Regions from separate parts of the Homo sapiens genome. Here region 2 is linked to region 1. A link is a contact called in ENCODE Hi-C data. All regions are on one chromosome and are shown on one strand. The core of a region is the stretch at or near the end of the contact, and the rest is flanking DNA. Distances in the headings are between cores, read along the strand shown. Region 1 has its middle 30 kb from the start of UBAC1. Region 2 overlaps GRIN1 (glutamate ionotropic receptor NMDA type subunit 1).

Region 1 (7,855 bases), core at 1,670-4,169:
GGCTAAAACCATAATTTTAACGTCAATTCTTATTAGAAGGTCACGTTTGACCAAATTCTTTTGTTAGCTCATGACTTTGCATTTTCTCCTCCTTAGAAAAAAAATCTCCTTTATCTGCTTTAGCCCCGATTTTAAAAATGCCCAAAGGGGCTGGGTGCGGTGGCTCATGCCTGTAATCCCAGCACTTTGAGAGGCCGAGGTAGGTGGATCACCTGAGGTCAGGAGTTCAGGACCAGCCCGGCTAACATGACAAAACCCCATCTCTACTAAAAATACAAAAATTAGCTGGGTATGGTGGCATGCACCTGTAATCCCAGCTACTCGGGAAGCTGAGGCAGGAGAATCACTTGAACCTGGGAGGTAGAGGTTGCAGTGAGCTGATATTGCACCACTGCACTCCAGCGTGAGCAACAGAGAGAGACTCCATCTCAAAAAATAATAATAATAAAATAAATAAACAAATAAATAAATAAATAAATAAATATGCCCAAAGGAAAATTAAACAGTCCTATCCCTGCCCAGTCTTATGTCTGCAGGTGGCAAGCGTGGTTGCAGGATGACCTTGGGTCACTCTGGGATGTAAGGGTTTTCCAGACTCCACGCCGGGTTCTGACACTGGCCCCCGTGAGCTCGGGCCCGTGTGGTCACAGGCCAGTTGTCAGAGGATCCTTGGTCCCAAGGGAAACTGTGTGGCGTTGCAGAAGGGGGTGCCCCTCTTTCTGCTGTTGGGGACCACAAGCCAGAGTGGATCCCCTCCTCCAGTATGGGTCCCCCTGGGAGCCCACAGGATCCTGAGGCAGGACCCCTAGGTGATCTCTGCCATGAGCAGCCCCCGTCCTTGGCCCCCGCCCATCCTCTGGCCTCTGGGGCCGGGCGGAGCGCGGGGCGTTGGTGCAGGAGGGCTGGGGTTGCACATCCTCCAGGACCTGAGCATCTGCTGGATTTTTCTCAAATGATGAGCACGCCCCTCCCTGGGTGGGGAGTCTCCCTGGGTTGGGAGTGTGTGGCCAGCTTTGGGATTCCCAGAGTCCCTCAGAGCCTCAGGGGCTGCTCCCCGGGGACCCGACTCACAAGCCAGGTGTCACAGGAGGCGACTCCAGGGCACTGCTCGCTGGAAGCAGGTAGGGCCCAGACAGTCAAGAGGTGATGCAGGGACCAGCGAGGTGGCCCCACCCTCATAGTGCCCCGCCTGATGGGGCCCGCTTGGGCTGGGGGCTCCTGGAGACAGACTGGCAGGCTGCTGGCTCTACCATCGTTCAGCAGAACCTCATGCGTAAGAAGTAGGGGAAGGCATGGGATCATCATCCCCTCCTGATAGAGAAGCTGAGCCGCAAGTGGGACTCCTAAGAGGAGACGCCTGGAGACGCCTTTAGTCTTAATATGTTCCCGTGTGTGCATATGTGCACGTGTGTGTGTCTGTGTGCACAGGCGCGTTGGGGTACAAGAGTGAACACAGCACCCGGGAGCATTCCGCATCTGCTCACAGTCTCAGCCTGAGGCAGCCGGGCCAGGCTTGCTGGAAAACAAGCCCCGGGATCGGACCAAGCAGCTGCCCCTCCTCGCACTCTGCCTGGCAGCCCCCAAGGCAATGGGAGAGTCCCAGAGCCACCTCCAAGCCCCCAGAGTGTTTGGTAAGTAAGCGGAGGCCGAGGGTCCCCAGCCTGAGGCGTGGAGCTGGGCCCCTTCCTCTGGGCCCCTGGGGGAGGTGGGTGCACCGTGTTCCCCGGGCAGCTCTGTCCCGAAGGCTCGCAGGCCCCTCCCTTCAGCAGGTTGATTTTCAGTGCCCAGAGAACAACAAATCACTCTCTGACAATAATGGGGATGAACAGACACTTAATTATGAGGCCACGAGACAGCGCGATTATTAATTTTAAATTGTGCAACCCAGTCCTGAAGGCTGAGCCTGGAGTGCTATCCCAGGGGCTCACGGGAGCCTGGGAGCCTCAGGGCTGGCCGGAGCTCAGAGACTCGGCTGGGCACTGGACTTGGGGGACACAGGGCCCTGAGGCTAGGGGACTCCTGGGTGGCCCTGACCTCCCCCTCCCCACAGCAGAAGGCCCAGGGAGATGGCTCTGCAGAGCCTGGCGTGGTCTGGGCTGCAGTCTACCTCCACAGGTTGATGGGGGTGTGGGTGGGGCCAGGACTCTGGCCCCCCCAAGAGGCTGCTCTGCCAGCGTGCTCCAGGGCTGATGAGGGTGTGACTGCACCAGCTCCTCACATCCACTGGGGGCCAATTCTGGCAGAGTGGGCCCACGCGGGGGTGGCCGAACCCTTCCCAAAGCAGTGGCGGGGGGCTTTACTCTCTGCCTGGCTGAGGCCTAGGCCTACGACCACTCTCCTAGCCAGAGTAGGTGTCGATGCTCAGTGTCTGCTGGGCAAGGAGGGCACCTCAGAGGAGCTGCAGGGACCCTTGGAGGGAATCCCAAAGGCAGATAAGATCCCAGGTCCCTGGAGAGCCACGACCAGACACGCAGCATCAGCTCCCGTATAGAAGCTCAAGGTGGAAACCTTGGGCGCCAGTGCAGGGCTGACCTTGAAAGGTGATAGGGTGGCCGGTCCCCAAGGCTCGGTGACACTCATGTTCCTTTCTAGGGCTCCTCAACTCTTCCGAAATTTGCCATCTCCTAAAGTTCTTTAATCTCTAGCCACGGGGGTTCCGGATTTCCTCCGGGTCTACGGGGACTCAGGGACTGCAGAGGCAGCTGTGGGGGGTGGCATGGAGGACACAGCCCTGGACAGAATGGGGACACAACAGGGCCTGGAGCCCTGGGGGAGGCTGCAAGGCTGAGCGCATCCGGGGACAGACTCCCGGCTGACTCCTGTGGGAGGCCGGCGAGCAGCCCGGTGCCAGGCCAGGCAGCTTGTGCGACCGACTGCGCAGCAAGCTGTCGGTGCTGGTGGCACTTGGCAGGCGGCGGCGGGAAGGGGATGTTTGCAGACTGCCGGCGACAGCTTCCCGGCTGAAACCTCCCCGGTTAGACTACGCAGAAGTGAGCAGTGCCCGCGGGCGGGTCTTGGAGGAGCGAGAGGCAGCAGAGGGGCTGCTGGGGCTGTTGGGCCCTTCTGGGGGCCTCCCACCGGGCCTGCCCCCCCGCCCCCCGCTGTGGGCCTGGCCTGGGGCCTGGATCCAAGCCAGCACCCCCACACCCTGCAGGCTCCTGGATTCCGGTCTCTGGGGCAGTCATGATGGGCACCGGGGGAGAATTTGAGGGAGGGCTCAGTGGGGAGGGGGCCTCGGACCCCTGTGATGGGAGGCCCCTTCTCTGTCTGTTATCCCAGGTGCGCTGCAGGGCTGAGGTGGGCAGAACCCGCCCTGTCCGTTTTGGGTAAATTCCTTCCCCAGGAGCTGTGGGAGCATCTGCAGGCAGAGACGGGGCAGGCTTGCTGTGGTGGCGTTGCCATTTGTCACTGTTACTGTTTTTTAATTCAGGAAGCACATGCACAAAGCATGCATGGAGCTGCTTCGTGGAGCAGACGGCGCCCCCCGGGCACCTCAGAGGGTCACACAGGGAGCAGAGAGCCAGCCTTGCGGCCTCTGGCCTCTGCAGGTGCAGCAGCTCCCCGACCTGCCCTCCCCAGCCCTCCCCTCTCCACGCCCCCCTTTAACCCCTCCCCTCCTGCCCTTTCCCTCCCCTCTCCACGCCCCCCTTTAACCCCTCCCCTCCCGCCCTTTCCCTCCCCTCTCCCCTCCCCTCCCGCCCTTTCCCTCCCCTCTCCACACCCCTCTTTAACCCCTCACTTCCCGCCCTTTCCTTCCCCTCTCTCCCCATCTCTCCTCTCCTCTCCCCTGTCTTGAAGTCAGACAGTCACATCACAGCCCCATCCTGTTTGATATCCCCAAGAACCCAGAGATGCCGTGTGCAGACCCCTACCCTCCTCCCTCATCCTGCCATTTTCAGGGTGCCCCTATATGTGGGGCCCTCTCTGCCGTGTGCCTCTAGCTGGAGGCAGAGGCCCCAGCAGCTTCCCCAGGCTCCCCATGGCAGGGCACAGACCTCACCCCTGGGATCTACCTGGGGTAGAGGCAGGGCCACTGGCACCTCCCAGGGCTTGGGCCCAACCTCCCTGGTGGCCTGCGCCCGTGAGTCTGGCAGGGTCTGGCCATGCAGGTCCCTCTGTTCTGGGCGTTCTGGGCCTCCTTCTCCTGTCTCTCCCGTGATTCCATGGGCTGCCCACCGTTCCCTGAGAAAAGCAGGCAGAGGTGGCTCCTGCCACTGTCACCAGAAGCCAAGTTTTCAGGCCAGCACTGCCCTCCCCCTTTAGGAACCAGGAAATGGAGGCTCTGAGAGCCAGTGGCATCCAGCCCTTGGGCTGTGATGGGCAGGGGAGCAGGGGCAGCCTGATGCCCAACCCAGGGGGACGGCAGGGCAGACACAGTCCTGAGCCCCTGTGTGCAAAGTAAGTGGGGGACACCGATCTAAACATACGAGTTCAGGCCATGGTGGCTCACGCCTGTAATCCCAGCGCTTTGGGAGGCTGAGGTGGGCAGATTGCTTGAGCTCAGGTGTTCGAGACCAGCCCGGGAAACATAGTGAGACCCCCCATCTCTACCAAAAATTAAAAAAAAAAAATTGGCCAGGTGTGGTGGTGCACACTTGTGGTCTCAGCTACTTAGGAGGCTGAGGTGGGAGAATCGCTTGAGTCCCGGAGATGGAGATTGCAGTGAGCTGCACTGCACAAGCCACTGCACTCCAGCCTGGCGACAGAGTAAGACCGGTCTGGAAAAATAAAATACAAACACGGGTTCTTGGAAAACCAGGACGAGGGCTGTGAACAAGGACGTTGCTGGAGTTGTGAGTGCGCTGTCACGTGAACAAGAGGCACCACTCGCCCTGTCCGAAGAGGCTCCCTGCTGGGGCGGCCACGACAAAAGGGAAGGTGTTCTCGGCACAGGGGTCGGGGTGGCCAAGACCACATGGCAGAGACCCGGCAGAGGACCAGACAGGATGGAGCGGGGTCTGGCGGGGAACAGAGCTGGGGGTCTTGAGCAAGGGGAGACCCCATGGGGTAAGGGAAGCTCACCAGAAAAGAACAGAACACCCACCTAAGTTTCTATTTTAAATAAACAATGAATTTTTAAAATAGAAATATGCCCCCAAATTGGATGGGTCATACACTAGAGATTGATTTGTTGTTAGTATGAAATGAGAATTTCACTGGGTGTTAAGTATTCTTATGTATTCCCTCTGGCCACCCTACCCAGAGGGTGAGGGACAGACCCTTGGAGCTCAACTGGCCACAGGGAAGACCCCTGCCACGGCTCACCCCTGCCCTGGGGGTCCTGATGTTCCCACCTAGGGCAGCCACCTCCCTCTGGGATCTCCCGGCTCTTTCATCCCAAGGTCCTTTCTTGGAGGTGACAAAGAGGGGCAGAGGAAAGCGCTGAGCCTGGCCCCACGCCAGGGCCCCCTTCCTGGAGGAAGGCAGGGCTTTACCTTGGTTGGCCCGGCTCCCAGGTGGCAGGTGGCCCCTGGCTAGACGCTCTGAAGGCCCCTGACACTTCCAGCATCCCAGCCTCCTGCCCAGGCTAGGGGTGCTCCTGCCTTGCTGGGCACCTGCAGGGCCTTAGGCTAGGCACAGAGAGGCCATGCGGCTCCCGGGGCAGCCCAGCCCTCGGCCAGGCCACCCGCCTGCACTGAGGCCTCTCTGCTCCCCGGAGCGGATGATAAATGTCTGCCAAGCAGTGATTACAAACAGTGCAGCTGCCGGTTACAGGAACTGTGGCCGGGCGGGCGTGGCTCTGCCGGCAGTTGCGAGGGCTCAGGCTTCGTCCGGTGTGGAGACTTGACTGCCCCCCTTCTTTTTCTGGAGGGACAAAAAGACCAGATTTATCGTGGCCATAAGAAATCGTCTGAGCACTTAGCAGCTTCCCGCCCCTGGTTTGAGGGGAAGTTGGGGCTGTGGGGGCTGAGATGGGCTGGCCTGCGGGGAGTGGGGGCTGGCCAGCTCCCAGAATCCCCCTTCCCGAGGCTGCTCCACCCACCAGGAGCACAGGGAGGCTGCTGCTGGGGGAGGGGCTGTGGCCGGGAAGTGCCCCCGCCCCCTTTCCCCACTGCCCTCGCTCAGCGAGGCTTTTCTCCTGGGAGAGACGGAAGAAGCCCCGACCAGCCAGGACAGGCTGGGGATTTAGGCCTCAAGGTTGTCCTTGAGGCCCAGGATGTCCAGCGGCAGCAGGCTCCCCTCCCGGGCCAGCCTCTGCCCTGCAGATGGGTGTCCCCTCTCCCAGCCCGGTCCTGTAAGAGTGGCCTGGGCCACATGGCTTCTCCCCTCTGAGCCTTGGTTTCCTTTCCTGCAAAATGGACAAAACGGGTGGATTCCAGGGCATCTGCCAGGCCGCCGAGGACAGCTCCCGGCCGTGGGGGGCTCACCCCGCAGGAGCCACTGTGATGTCCTGCCCCTCACTGGCCTCCTGGGCCCTGAGGAAGGAACGGAGGGGCAGGCTCTGGAGCTTGAGGGTGTGGGCCTCGGGGGCTTTGGGTAGACAAGCTGCCACACGCCTTCAGTGGAAATCGCAGCCATCGGAGCTGTAGGTGATCAGACTCCAATATTCAAAATAATCGGCGGGCCTGAATTTCCATACAATAACTGTCTTATTAAATCTAAATTTAATGTGTATTTGGAATCCTTAATTTAAAGTGTTACTGCACCCACCATCTGCTCCACTCTCTAAATACAAAAGCAGCCAGCACATAACTCAGTGCGGCAGCGGAAAAGCGCGGTCCCGGGAGCGGCGCGCGCCACTACTGCTGCTGCGGGTCTGCCTGGCCTGGCCGGCTCTCCGAGGGCACCAGTGACCCAGGCACTGCAGAGCCAGGCGGGAGAGGTGTCTGCTCCTGACCCAGCCTTCAAGGCTGCAGGAGCTCTGTGGCTGCCTGGCCCTCCTCCCTTCCCGGTGGGGCTCTGGTAGGCCTGGGCTCTGAGCATCGCGCCTGGGTTCGGGCCATGCCGCTGCCTGCCCGCCCTTCCCTCTTGTGTCCTGGACACCCTGCAGAGCCTGCTCCTGGCCATCTCCAGCACGAAGACTTCCCCTGCTGCCCTGACCACTGCCCTCTGCCTCCTCCCTGATGTGACGGGAGCCGGGCCGCTAGGTGACCCCCTGGGGTTCCTTTCCTGTGAACTCACTGGTACCTATGGCTGTCTCTGCAGAGGCCACCCACCCTGGACCCTGGACTCTGAGCCGCCAGCCCTGGCCAAAACCACCCCTGGCTTGGAAGGGAGGGCAGGCGGCCCTGCCTGGGGCCAGAGTACCCAGGGACAGCCCCTCCTCCACCAGGGAGCCCCTGGCCTTGGGCCAGCCCCCGTCACCCCAGCTCCTCCCTGTGACCAATAACGTCCCATGGGTGGGACTCCCAGTCCAGGCCAACCCTTCACCATGCCATCCTCTGCAGGATGAAGTTAGAGCCCTTGGAGGGGCCAGTGTTGCCCCCAGAGCGTCTTCACCACAGAGGCGAATGCATTGGGGGCAGAGCCACGTCTCCACCTCTCATCCCTGTGCCCCGGCCGCTGGGGACGCAACTGTGCAAGGAGCCACCACCCACCTGCTCACGTGCAAGCCCAGCTGAGCCCCCCAGACCCCACTCACGGCCAGCCCTGTGAGGGCACCCGGCCCGGCTGAGCCCCCCACAACACCAGGTCCTCACACAGGACAGTGGCGGGAGGGCACAGCTGCACGACCTGATTCAGATTCCCATCTCAGCTCCACCACTCACTAGCTGTGAGGTGGTTGTTTTTTTTAGCTTTTTAAAAATTGTGGTAAAATACACAAAACACGTGACCATTTTAACCAGTGCAAAGTGTACAGTTCAGTGGCATTAAGTACATTCATAACACTATTGTGCAACTAACACCATTATCT
Region 2 (6,863 bases), core at 3,879-6,378, 1.2 Mb after region 1:
TCTGCACCTCATGGCTCAGCAAAGCCCTGTCCACAGACACCTGCCCCCCAGCCTGGACCGCCCCTGTGGGCTCCACTCCCCTCCTTGCCCCCACCACAGGGCTCCCTCTGCACTCCTCACCAAGACCCATTAGCCACCTGGTTCTAGGACACACTGACCCCCAACACAGCCAGGCGTCCACTCTGTGGGGCTGCAGAGAGATCAGAGCTGGGATTTGGGGGGGTCCGAGCGACCCCTTTCCCCTTCCTTACCACTCCCATTTGCAGTCTGGGGCAGAGCTGGTTCTCGGCTACAGACCCCCGGAGCCCTGGGTGCTCAGCACCTGGGCCAGCTCCTGATCAAGCAGTGGGAGGAGGCCCAGGCTGAGGAGGGCCAGACCTATGGGTGGCTGGGAGCATGTTTCGTGTCAGAGCTGGCTTCATCGGACTTAGGGCCAACCTAGCACCCCCCAAGGCACCCCAGGCCCCGGGAGGGACCAGAGGGCATGGGTCGGGGGTAAAGCCAGGGGCAGACCAGAGGGTCCTGGGAGTACTGTCGTGGGGGGTCTGCTGAGTCTTGGGGGGGAGGGGCATGGGCACCAAGGGCCCCACCCAAGACAGTGCCCCTCACCCCAGTGCCCGACAGGCCCCTCCCCCCAGCGCCCGACAGGCCCCTCCCCCCCAGCACCCGACAGGCCCCTCACCCCAGCGCTCGACAGGCCCCTCACCTTCTGGCATGTCCACCCACGGCCACGGACTCCCATCACACACTCACCCCTGCGCACCCAACTGCCTGCTTTCACTCACAGGTGCATGCACACATTCCCATCACACTCCACACCTCTGGCCACAGGCTCAGGCTTGCCTCCATGCAGCTCCAGCGCCACACACACACCTGGACACGTACTCAGGTGCGCTCCTCACACACACACCTGGACACGCACAGGTGCGCTCCTCACACACACACCTGGACACACGCTCAGGTGCGCTCCTCATGTGCATGCTCACCCTTACTTGCGCCAGCCAGCACAGACACACATGCACACACGCACACACGTGCACAGGCACACACATGCACACATGCACACGCACACACATGCACACACGCACACACAAGCACGCACACACGCACATGCACACATGCACACACACAAGCATGCTCAGACCATCTGGCCCTTCCCCAACCTTCACAGGCCTTTGTGGACTAACCCTCCCATGCTGACACCCACAGGCGCATGCCACCCCTGCAGGCGCACATAACGCACACACACCCTCTTGGGCGCATATGCGAGCCGAAGGGCGTGGGCACCCCAGTTAGTGAGGATACCTCGGTCTCTTGAGAGGCAGAGGGAGACCAAGGAGAGGGAGGGGGAGGGACATGGGGACAGGCCCCGGGGGGGCTGCTCACCTCCCACTCAGGACTGACACAGGTTGGAGTGGGCACTGCTGGGGCCACACAGCAGGTGCACGGCAGGGTGGGGGCGGCAGGTGGGGCTCCCTCCGAACGGTGGACGCGGACAGGGCCTCCTTTTCTCCCGAGAGCGACCGTTTCCAAGAGCACAGCTTCGTGGCAGGGAGCCTCCACGGCCCCGCCCCTACGACCCTCACCCCCAGCTCCACCCCGGCCCCCAGCCCCGCCCCGGGCCTCGGTGTTTGCGAGCTCCAGGTAGGAGCCCGTCTGCAGACGTGCCGAGGAGGTGGTGTGATTGCTTTAGCGCCGTCATTTTCAACCGTTTATAATCTTCTTCTGTGTCTGCATATTTTCTCTGTGCACATTATTCATCAGAGTAAAAAAAGGAACTATGAAAACCTCGACCAACTGTCCTATGACAACAAGCGCGGACCCAAGGTATATATGCATGGACGTGCACGCCACCCACGGCTAGGGAGCCCTGGCCTCGGCGCCTCGGCCACTAGGGCCACTGTCTGGCCCAGCCGCCGAGCCGCAGGCCCAAGCAATGAGGAGAGGCAGCCGGCAGCAGGCAGGAGAGGGCAGGCAGGAGAGGGCAGGCGTGGCGGCGTGGGTGCCTGAGGCCCACCCGCCGTGACCCTAGCCTGCACCCTCGAGGCAGGCGCGGCTGCAGGAGGAGCTGCTCTCCGGGAAGTGCATGCGAATCTCCGAGACCCCAAGGGTTTCCTCGTGGAACCCGGGAGGGAGCCCGCCCGCCTGGCCACCCACTCGCCGGGGCCGGGCTGCTCCTCAGGGGCCTGCGGAATCAAACCTCAGAGGACCTCCCATGGTTTTGGAAAAGTCAGCCCCATCTCTTTTCCTGGTTGCATTCCAAAACTCTTTTCTGTTTCCCGTCCGCTGCACGCCTCCTGAGTCTGGGTCCACTTCAGCTTGCATGCTCAGTGCAAAGATGAGGACAGGAGTGAGGTGGAGAGAGAGATCCAGAGAGAGCAGAGAGAGCACAGAACGAGCACAGGTGAGCGCGCAGGCTGAAGACAGGACAGGACCGGAGAGGCGAGGCCAGGCCAGGCAAGGACTGAGGAAGGCAGGCGGAGGCGCAGGTGGCAGGCGCAGACCATGGCAGCCCTAGCTAAGCTGCCTCGGGGTTCCCAGCGGCTCCGGCCCAACTCTCACCCCTGAGGCGCTATGTCCCCTGCCCCAGCCGCCTGCTAACACTCTTGCTCACACCGCAGGCAGAGAAGGTGCTGCAGTTTGACCCAGGGACCAAGAACGTGACGGCCCTGCTGATGGAGGCGAAAGAGCTGGAGGCCCGGGTCATCATCCTTTCTGCCAGGTGAGGCTGGGCAGGGCCCTACACACTCCACACAGGATGGTACCTGAGCCAAGTACCCGCCATCTGAGCCAGAGCTGGGACATTGTTGGGCACAGTGACCTTCAGCTTCCAAAGCACCTTCACCAAGGACAGCCACCCCCACCCCCACCCGCACCCACACTCCTATCGGCATGGCTGATGTGACACCCTCCATCTGTCCCTCCCTTCCTGGGCCCTTCCCCATTCCACAGTCACATGCTGCTGCTGCCCTGAGCTGGGCTGTGGGAGAGGGATATGGAAGAGACCCTGCCCTTGGGAAGCCCCGCAACTCAAGGGGGCAAACCTGTGCAAACAAGGCCCAGGCCTGGGGCCAGGGACTAGGCCCAGGGAAGTGATGTGCAGGTGTGCCAGGCGAAAAGGCCCACAGCAGGGAGAGGGCCAGATTTCCCAACTGAAGGATTGCAACAGCTGCAGCAGTAGCTTAGGGGGAAATCAGTTAGGTACCCGGGAAATCAAGCTGCTCTGGACAGGTCCGGTGCCACAGAGCAACCTTGGGGTGGAGCCCACTGTAAAAAGCTCCCTATTTGCAAATGGCTAGGTTCTCCCGGGAAGGAAAAGCCTGGGTGACTGGGAATAGGAAAAGCAAGAGTGGGGAAGGGCAGGGTGAGGAGCCTTGCCCCATGGGACAGCCAAAACCCCACTGTCCCTGACCTAAAAGCTCTGCTAGGCTCCAACAGAGCGGAGCAAAACAGCAGTGAAACACCCGGAGGAACACAGCCCAGCCCTCCAGCCCTGCATATGGGAAAGAGCCGGCGACACTCTCAGTCCCAGGGCAGACCACCATTTCCACGGTCCATCAAATGACCCTCTAGCACGGAGACAGATGCAGCCCCCTCACCAGGGCAGAACGCAGGGTGGGGCCAGCCAGGGCTCCTCGGACTAGAAGGCAGGAATCTCCCCAGCCCAAGGTAGGGTTGTTGCTTAGAGCTGCCCACGGGGCCTTACATGCTCCTCCTGCAGCTGCTATAAAAAGGCACTAATCGTCCCCCATTACGCCCCCTGCACTCGGCTTTAAGCTCACAGGTCACTTGTCCACTCCACTCATCCAACTGCAAGCCCCAGGGAGGGTTGGCCTGGGCTCCAGGAAAAAAGATTTTTAAAGACGTGACCAGGCAAAGTCCCAAGGGTATGCACAGGTCCCAAAGAAGGAATGCCCCGCCCAGGGAAAGACCCGCCCAGAAAAAAAGACCCGCCAAGGGAAAGCTCCGCCCAGAAAAAGACCTGCCCAGGGAAAGCCCCGCCCAGAAAAAAGGTCCTCCCAGGGAAAGCCCCACCCAGGGAAAGCTCCACCCAGATAAAAGCCCGCCCAGGGAAAGCCCCGCCCAGAAAAAAAGATCCGCCAAGAGAAGTCTCCGCCCAGATAAAAGCCCCGCCCAGAAAAAGACCCGCCAAAGGAAAGCCCAGCCCAGAAAAAAGACCTGCCCAGGGAAAGCCCCACCCAGGGAAAGCTCCGCCCAGATAAAAGCCCGCCCAGGGAAAGCCCCGCCCAGAAAAAAGACCAGCCCAAGGAAAGCTCCGCCCAGGGAAAGCCCCGCCCAGAAAAAAAGACCTGCCCAGGGAAAGCTCTGCCCAGATAAAAGCCCGCCCAGGGAAAGCCCCGCCCAGAAAAAAGACCAGCCCAAGGAAAGCCCTGCCCAGAAAAAAGACCGCCCAGGGAAAGCCCCGCCCAGAAAAGACCCGCCCAGGAAAAGCTCTGGCCAGATAAAAGCTCAGCCCAGGGAAAGCCCCGCCCATAAAAAAGCCCCGCCCAGATAAAAGCCCTGCCCAGCGAAAGCCTCGCCCAGGGAAAGCCCCACCCAGAAAAAGACCCGCCCAGGGAAAGCCCAGCCCAGAGAAAAGACCCGCCCAGGGAAAACTCTGCCCAGATAAAAGACCCGCCCAGGGAAAGCCCCGCCCAGAAAAAGTCCCGCCCAGGGAAAGCCCCGCCCAGAAAAAAAACCCGCCCAGGGAAAGCCCCGCCCAGAAAAAAGTCGCGCCCGGGGAAAGCCCTGCCCAGAAAAAGTCCCGCCCAGGGAAAGCCCCGCCCAGGGAAAGACCCGCCCAGAAAAAAGTCCCGCCCAGAAAAAAGTCGCGCCTGGTGAAAGCCCTGCCCAGAAAAAAGACCAGCCCAGGGAAAGCCCCTCCCAGAAAAAAAGACCCGCCCAGGAAAAAGCTCTGGCCAGATAAAAGCTCCGCCCAGGGAAAGCTCCGCCCAGGGAAAGCCCCGCCCAGAAAAAAAGCCCCACCCAGGGAAAGCCCAGCCCAGAAAAAGACCCGCCCAGGGAAAACTCCACCCAGAAAAAAGACCAGCCCAGAGAAAGCCCAACCCAGAAGAAAGCCCCACCCAGGGAAAGCCCCGCCCAGGGAAAGCTTCACCCAGAGAAATTCCCACTTAGAGAAATTCCCACTCAGAGAAAGCCCCACCCAGAAACGTGCCACCCAGGGAAAGCCCCACCCAGTGAAAGCCCCTACCAGAAAAAGCCCCGCCCAGAAAAAGCCCCTCTTAGAGAAAGCCCCGCCAGACTCTCAGAAGTTAATTTCCTTTTTCGTTGTTTTGAGAGGGAGTCTTGCTTTGTCACCCAGGCTGGAGTGCAGTAGTACAATCTCAGCTCACTGCAACCTCTGCCTCCTGGGTTCAAGCGATTCTCCTGCCTCAGCCTCCCGAGTAGCTGGGACTACAGGCACAAGCCACCACACCCGGCTAATTTTTGTATTTTTAGTAGAGACGGGGTTTCACCATGTTGGCCAGACTGGTCTCGAACTTGTGGCCTCTTTTTTTTTTTTTTTTTTTTTCTTTGAGATGGAGTCTCACTCTGTCACCCAGGCTGGAGTGCAGTGGCTCGATCTCGGCTCATTGCAAGCTCCACCTCCCGGGCTCACGCCATTCTCCTGCCTCAGCCTCCCAAGTAGCTGGGACTACAGGCCCCTGCCACCACGCCCTGCTACTTTTTTGTATTTTTAGTAGAGACGGGGTTTCACCATGTCAGCCAGGATGGCCTCAATCTTCTGGCCTCATGATCTGCCCGCCTCGGCCTCCCAAAGTGCTGGGATTACAGGAGTGAGCCACCGTGCCCAGCCACTTGTGGCCTCTTCTGTTATTTTCTGAATTGTTTACACTTCCCTTACTCATCACAGAGCTTGAGAGAAATTCTGTAGCTGTGATGGGATAAAAGGATGGATGGGCAGGTGAACAAATGGACAGACAGCTGGCTGGGAAGTGGAATTTCTTCATCCAAGATGGGTCAACTCAAGGAATCGATTGCCCTAAAACATACCTGTTCCACTGTTGGCCACTTTTGCAATAGACAAGTTCACATCAAGCTAGACCTGCCTGATCCCTACATTCTAACTGGAGTGACCAACAGGACACGGGAGAGAAAACCACATACAAAACCAATCCACAGAACCCCGCCATGCCCAGGTCCCCACAGAGAGGGGAGGGGGCGTTTTCTCCACTTTTTTTTCTCGGCCTGTGAGCCCCTGAGCCGTGCACTGCGGTCCCACAGGTTGACCCCGCGTTGCCAGCCTCAGGGCCAAGGTCACGTTTCCAGACATGGCCCTAAGAAAAAGGCCAGCCCAGGGGAAGGGACATGGTCAGGGCACACAGGAACCACGTGCATACCACACATCCATGCCCATGAGCACACACCACACACCACATGTGTATGCACATACCATACACACGTGCACAAATGCATGTATACACACTATAGTCACACCATGCATACATCTCTACCCACACATGCAGAATCATGTACAGGTCATACACAACACACACGCATGTATGCACATGCCATATACACACCACATGTACCATGCATACACCATACACACATGTGCGCAAATGCATGTACACACACCATCACACCACTCATACATCTCTACTCACACATGCAGAATCATGTACAGGTCATACACAACACATACACGTGCACACATGCCATATACACACCACGTGTACACACATGCACCATGCATACACCACACACACACGTGCACAAATGTATGTACACACACCATAGTCACACCACTCATAGATCTCTACCCACACATGCACCATCATGTACAGGTCACACACAACACATACACATGTGCACACATGCCACATACCACGTGTACACAC

Evidence for each region. A loop is a pair of places that touch in the nucleus more often than their neighbours do. Pooled maps may share reads with other maps.
Region 2: a loop to region 1 is called in a map with no recorded cell type, with 13 times the contacts of the local background. The contact joins two enhancer-like sites. A Hi-C loop is called at or near these places in 3 of 37 single-sample maps with no recorded cell type and 2 of 50 pooled maps.

Annotation. Positions count from the first base shown.
Region 1 is chr9:135,987,157-135,995,011 of GRCh38, forward strand. No RefSeq gene overlaps it. Among named protein-coding and RNA genes, the nearest start is that of UBAC1, 30 kb to the left of the region's middle. RefSeq lists enhancers at 2,414-3,092, 3,770-4,447, 5,125-5,802, 5,763-5,822, 5,803-6,480. Within about 2 kb of position 2,920, at least 10 of the 41 ENCODE cell types and tissues checked have a DNase peak (open chromatin) inside an H3K27ac peak, as active enhancers do.
Region 2 is chr9:137,146,388-137,153,250 of GRCh38, forward strand. GRIN1 (glutamate ionotropic receptor NMDA type subunit 1) reads left to right here. Exons shown (of 20, transcript NM_007327.4): 4 at 2,622-2,722. Among named protein-coding and RNA genes, the nearest start is that of GRIN1, 11 kb to the left of the region's middle. RefSeq lists an enhancer at 5,044-5,363. Within about 2 kb of position 5,129, at least 4 of the 41 ENCODE cell types and tissues checked have a DNase peak (open chromatin) inside an H3K27ac peak, as active enhancers do.